2 separate regions of the Homo sapiens genome follow, and region 1 is linked to region 2. The links are chromatin loops, found by intact Hi-C in ENCODE. Cell type or tissue: psoas muscle. All regions are shown on one strand. Each heading gives the region's core, and the rest is flanking DNA. Links, peaks and the distances in the headings are about the cores only. Region 1 overlaps AARS1 (alanyl-tRNA synthetase 1). Region 2 overlaps PDPR (pyruvate dehydrogenase phosphatase regulatory subunit).

What was found. A loop is a pair of places that touch in the nucleus more often than their neighbours do. Peaks named below come from ENCODE experiments on the same cell type or tissue, not always from the same donor. Only the 100,000 strongest peaks of a DNase experiment are listed, where the experiment ranks them.
Region 1: a loop joins it to region 2, with 2.7 times the contacts of the local background. A loop is called at or near these places in 28 of 110 quality-filtered maps.

What each region holds. Positions count from the first base shown.
Region 1 is chr16:70,266,278-70,269,301 of GRCh38, forward strand. It overlaps AARS1 (alanyl-tRNA synthetase 1), which reads right to left. Exons shown (of 21, transcript NM_001605.3): 8 at 1,994-2,102; 9 at 1,382-1,532. Among named protein-coding and RNA genes, the nearest start is that of EXOSC6, 16 kb to the left of the region's middle. In psoas muscle, for the core only: a CTCF peak has its summit at 1,438 (motif pointing left); no DNase peak of the experiment used is centred there.
Region 2 is chr16:70,151,407-70,154,119 of GRCh38, forward strand. PDPR (pyruvate dehydrogenase phosphatase regulatory subunit) reads left to right here. Exons shown (of 19, transcript NM_017990.5): 18 at 1,985-2,167. Among named protein-coding and RNA genes, the nearest start is that of CLEC18C, 21 kb to the right of the region's middle. In psoas muscle, for the core only: no CTCF peak of the experiment used is centred there; a DNase peak (open chromatin) is centred at 1,513.

The sequences.
Region 1 (3,024 bases), core at 247-2,746, 120 kb after region 2:
CACTCCAGCCTGGGCGACAGAGCAAGACTCTGTCTCAAAAATAAAAAATAAAAAAAAATAAATAAAAAAATTGCCAGGCGCGGTGGCGGACACCTGTAGTCCCAGCTACTAGAGAGGCTGAGGCAGGAGAATGGCATGACCCTGGGAGGCGGAGCTTGCAGTGAGCTGAGATCACACCACTGCACTCCAGCCTGGGCAACAGAGTGAGACTCCATCTCAAAAACAAAAACAACCTCACCTGGACAATTTTCTATTTCTTTTTTTTTGAGAGTCTCACTCTGTTGCCCAGGCTGGAGTGTACTGGTGTGATCTCGGCTCATTGCACTCTCCAGCTCCAGGATTCAAGCGATTCTCCTGCTTCAGTCTCCCGAGTAGCTGGGATTATGGGTGCCCGCCATCATGCATGGCTAATTTTTGCATTTTTAGTAGAGATGGGGTTTTACCATGTTGGCCAGGCTGGTCTCAAATTCCTGACCTCAGGTGATCTGCCTGCCTCAGCCTCCCAAAGTGATGGGATTAAAGGTGTGAGCCACTGTGCCCAGCCTTACACATCTATTTCTTTTTCTTTTTCTTTTTGAGATGGTGTTTCGCTCTTGTTGCCCAGGCTGGAGTGCAGTGGCATGATTTTGGCTCAATGCAACCTCCGCCTCCCCGGTTCAAGCAATTCTCCTGTCTCAGCCTCCCAAGTAGCTGGGATTACAGGCGCATGCCACCACACCCAGCTAATTTTTTGTATTTTTAGTAGAGACGGGGTTTTGCCATGTTGGGCAGGCTGGTCTTGAACTCATGACCTCGTGATCCGCCCGCCTCGGCATCCCAAAGTGCTAGGATTACAGGTGTGAGCCACCACACCCAGCTGACAAATCTATTTCTTGATCTGAATGTGTGTTCAATTTGTGAAAATTCATCAAGCTTTTCCCTTGTTCATTATACTTCAATAAAGAATCTTTGGAAACTGGGGAGAAAATCTTTGGAATTAATTTTCCCCAAATTGCAAAACAGTACATACCAAATATTCCCACTTTTGCTTGAAAAATACACACACACAAATATCTACATGTATTTGCATGCAAACAGAGAAGAATCCTGAAGAGTTCTACACCAAACCATTAAGAGTTGTTCCCTCTGAGAAATGAGTGTGGAAAAGAGGATTTTCATTTTCTGAACACTTTTGTATTCTGTATTGTTTGAATACTTTGGCCACAATGATGCATTACTTTTACCATTTTACTATAAATTCCAGTTTGCACCAAAAGCAATTCAATCAAGCTATGTTCAGCCTCAGAGACATGAGAGCCCACAGTCAGTCTGTCAGAAAGGGCTTGTCTTTCCCAGAAAGATCAAACGGCCAGGATGGAGAAGGGCAAAAACTGGTACCTACCGGGAATGGTCTTGCTGTCTCCCAGGCTCTGAATTTTCCTGTCCAGGATGCGACGCCCTCTGCTGAGAGTCTTGAGAAACTGCACCTCTTCTTCATTAATGATGTCCTTCACCATGTCTGGGTCCTTCTTCAGCTCAGGAAATGCATCTCCCTGACAAAGGGGAAGCAAGATGAGGGGCTGGATGAAGCCAGAGACTGTTCCCTGCCCCGTCTTAAAAAAGCTCCTTAGCTGGGTGCAGTGGCTCACGCCTGTAATCCTACCACTTTGGGAAGCCGAGGCAGGTGGATTGCCTGAGCTCAGGAGTTCAAGACCAGCCTGGGCAACACGGTGAAACCCTGTCTCTACTAAAACAGAAAAGATTAGCCAGGCTTGGCGGTGTGCACCTGTAATCCCAGCTATTCGGAAGGCTGAGACAGGAGAATCGCTTGAACCCAGGAGACAGAGGTTGCAGTGAGCCAAGATCACTCTATTGCACTCCAGCGTGGGTGACAGAGTGAGACTCCGTCTCAAAAAACAGCAACAAAAAGCTGCTTAACAGTATGCCCTCTCCCACTCCATCCCTCTTAACGGACTGCTTTAGCACAGAAGGGTAAGCAGAGAAATAAACCTACCAGGGACTGGACGACAACATCCACTAACGTAGCAAAGAAGCCCCTGCTGGCATTGAGCTTTTCATGGGCGTATCGGACAGCTCGGCGGAGAATCCGTCTCAACACATATCTGTAAGAGGCAAAAACTAGTCCCCAACGTTCCCAGCTGAGGGTTTTGTCTTGAGTCCCTTGGAATCCTACCCAAAGCAACACCTCTTTCAGGAACTTTCTTTTATCCTAAGCCTGCTTCTTTCGCATTCCCCAAGGTCATTAATTTTAGCACAAGACTCAGTAACATACCCACAAATACCCGTCAAGGCTTCCCTAGGGTAAACGCTGGTTTGTTTTCCTTTCACATTCAGTTACCCATAGAGGGAGGAAAGATGGACAGACCAGATGTGTACTTGATGCCTGTGATCCCAGGTCCTGCCTGTCAGTAAGAGAGATTCCCAGGGCTGGTCAATACCTACCCTCACCCTGCCCCTGCCAATCTCCTATCAGGCAACTTTGAATACAATCCTTATCATCTGTACTCAGCAGCAGAGATTTAATATAGTGGCAACTCTGTGACACTAGCTGAAACTCCCTTCATCCCTTAAAAAAGGGGTGGGGGATTCTTCCACCTGCCCAAGACAAGGAAACAATAACGAAAGATGGCTTTAAGTTTCATAAAGAGGCCGGGCATGGTGGCTCACACCTGTAATCCCATCACTTTGGGAGGTCGTAGCAGGTGGATCATCTGAGGTCAGGAGTTCGAGACCAGCCTGGCCAACATGGCAAAACCCCACCTCTGGCCGGGCACGGTGGCTCACGCCTGTAATCCCAGCACTGTGGGAGGCCGAGGCGGGCGGATCACCTGAGGTTGGGAGTTTGAGACCAGCCTGACCAACATGGAAGGAACCCCATCTTTACTAAAAATACAAAACTAGGCATGGTGGCTCATGCCTGTAATCCCATCTATTCGGGAGGCTGAGGGAAAAGAATTGCTTGAACTCAGGAGGTGGAGGTTGCGGTGAGCCAAGATCGGGCCATTGCACTCTAGCCCGGGCAAC
Region 2 (2,713 bases), core at 1-2,500:
TAAATGATTAAAGCACAGATAATATCAGCGCATGAAATTTCATCTGCTTTTCCACACTCAGAAGTATTACAACAATATGAAGATGAAGAGATTGTTCAAGACTTGGGAAGAATTTAAACAGATGCAGCTGCCATGGTTGGCCTGTGCAGGCAGGTTGATTCTGAAGTGCCACCCAGTGGTTCAGGTGTTGTCACCTGGGTGCTTGTGGTCAAACCTCATCAGGAAGGGGAGGCTCTGTGGCTCTAGCAGCTTCATCCTTGCTTGGAGGCCTTGGTTTCAGCTTTCTGATTTCCCTGGGCTGTTCCCATTCTTATGATTTTTCAAGAGTCTAAGAGATTATTTGTGCCACGCTTGGGTTCTTTATAAGCTGGCTTTTGTCCAGGAAGCTTATGTTTGTCTCTCTGAGAAGAGGTCTTCCAAAACATGGGGGCAGATGGCAGATTCTCGTTTTGTTCACACTAAATCTCTGGTATTTTGTGAGAAAAACGAGTAAATGGTGGGGAACTACTCTTTGAGTAAATGGTGGGGACCCACTCTTCTCTTTGATTTTCCCAGCATTAGTCACGTAGTTGGATCTGGCCCAACACTAGTCACCTGGTTACATCGTTCTTCCTTGGTCATCCTCTTACCTAAAGGACCGGGCATTGAGCTTGAGGTGGGAGAGTACCACATTCCCTGGAGATGCCAGCTGTGTATTCTCCTCGTCCTGCCGCATTCTGTGGGTCTCCTGCACCCACCTTGGCTGATTCAGGTGTTTCCCTTACACACATACCACAGGCGAGTGTTGCATGCAATAGCTTGGATTCCTTTTTTCCACATTTAAAGTTGTCTTCCCGGCACGGTGGCTCATGTCTGTAATCCCAGCAATTTGGGAGGCCAAGGTGAGTGAATCATCTGAGGTCAGGAGTTCGAGAGCAGCCTGGTCAACATGGCGAAACCTCGTCTCTACTAAAAATACAAAAATTAGCTGGGTGTGGCGGCAGCCACCTATAGTACCAGCTACTCGGGAGGCTGAGGCAGGAGATTCACTTGAACCCGGGAGTGGAGATGGCAGTGAGCCGAGATCGCGCCACTTCACTCTAGCCTGGGCAAAAGAGCAAAACTCTGTCTCAAAAATAAATAAGTAAATAAAGTTGTCTTGATCATAGTGGTCTGTTTGGTAGATGCCTGTTCAGCTACAGTGGTGCAGTTCATAGAAACATACTGTGCTAGGATAAAGAACTGCAGTACCACTGAAGCTGGTTCTTTGCTACGTCTTGCTTTGGATTTCATTTTACAGTTTTAAAAGCAAACAGTGTAGTCTCATTTTTGTTGGACTTTAAACTTAACAGCGTATGTTCAGACAGGGATTGAATATTTGCTTTCAGTTTGGAAAACCTTCTGTTCACTGATCTGATAACGTACATGTTTCTGAAACCAAGAAAAGAGCAGCTTGAGAGCCTGAATGCTGTGGGACATGAGCAGGCGAGCCCTGCCTTCCTGGCTCCCCCGCCGTCATCCGATGTGTGCACACGTCTCGAGTAACGTGTGAGAGCTGGGCCTCACAGCTTGGGCCAGTACGTGAGGGAGTAACAGTGGTTGGGAAATTGGAGCAAAAGAACAAAGCCAGAATCAGATGAAGACCATGGAGGGTTGGTGGGCTGTTTTAGAAATGATGATGAGATTGGCCATTTACCAAATGGTGAGAGAGCTTCTATAAATTATTATTTAAGAATTGCTGTAAGCTAGAATCACCACACAAGACATTTTAGAGAGGTGAAAAGACATGGATCCTGTTGTCATGGAGCTTAAGTCCAGGCTGGGGTGACCCCAGCTCATCACTCCTGGGCTGTGCCCTGAGCGTGTCAAGGATGAGACATCCTGGGAGTTTTATACGCCTCCTCTCTTGTCCATGTTAATAGTGTGAGCCATCAGCGCTTCCAGACATGCTCCATGCTTAATTCTGAAGGTCTGCTGCTTATGAACTTTCTGTCTCTTCCTATAGTACGCCCTGCATGTATACAATGAAGTGATGAGTGTTGGCCAGAAATACGGAATCCGGAATGCTGGGTATTACGCTCTTCGCAGTCTCCGAATTGAGAAGTTTTTTGCCTTCTGGGGTCAGGATATAAATAACCTCACCACGCCCCTGGAATGTGGACGAGAGTCTCGGGTGAAATTAGAGAAGGTACTGTGTTTACCCAGACTCCACTTTCACTCAGCATCCCGAGTAGTGAATCTGCACTAGACTAGGAAGAAGAACTGATGTGACAGGAAAAGGGGGAAAAGATTGAGGCCTTGATGTTAGCATCAGGTAAATGAGGACAAGAGTGCCCTGAGAATGAAAACTTTATAGGATAAAATATCTTCAAATGAAAACATAATAATGGTGGCTCACGCCTGAATCCCAGCACTTTGGGAGGCTGAGGCGGGTGGATCACCTGAGGTCAGGAGTTCGAGACCAGCCTGGCCAACATGGCAAAACCCGTCTCTACTAAAAATACAAAAAGTAGGCCGGGCACGGTGGCTCACACCTGTAATCCCAACACTTTGGGAGGCCAAGGCGGGCGGATCACAAGTTCAGGAGATCGAGATCATCCTAGCTAACACAGTGAAACCCCGTCTCTACTAAAAATACAAAAAATTAGCCGGGTGTGGTTGCGGGCGCCTATAGTCAGGAGAATGGCGTGAACCCAGGAGGCAGAGGTTGCAGTGAGCCGAGATCACGCCACTG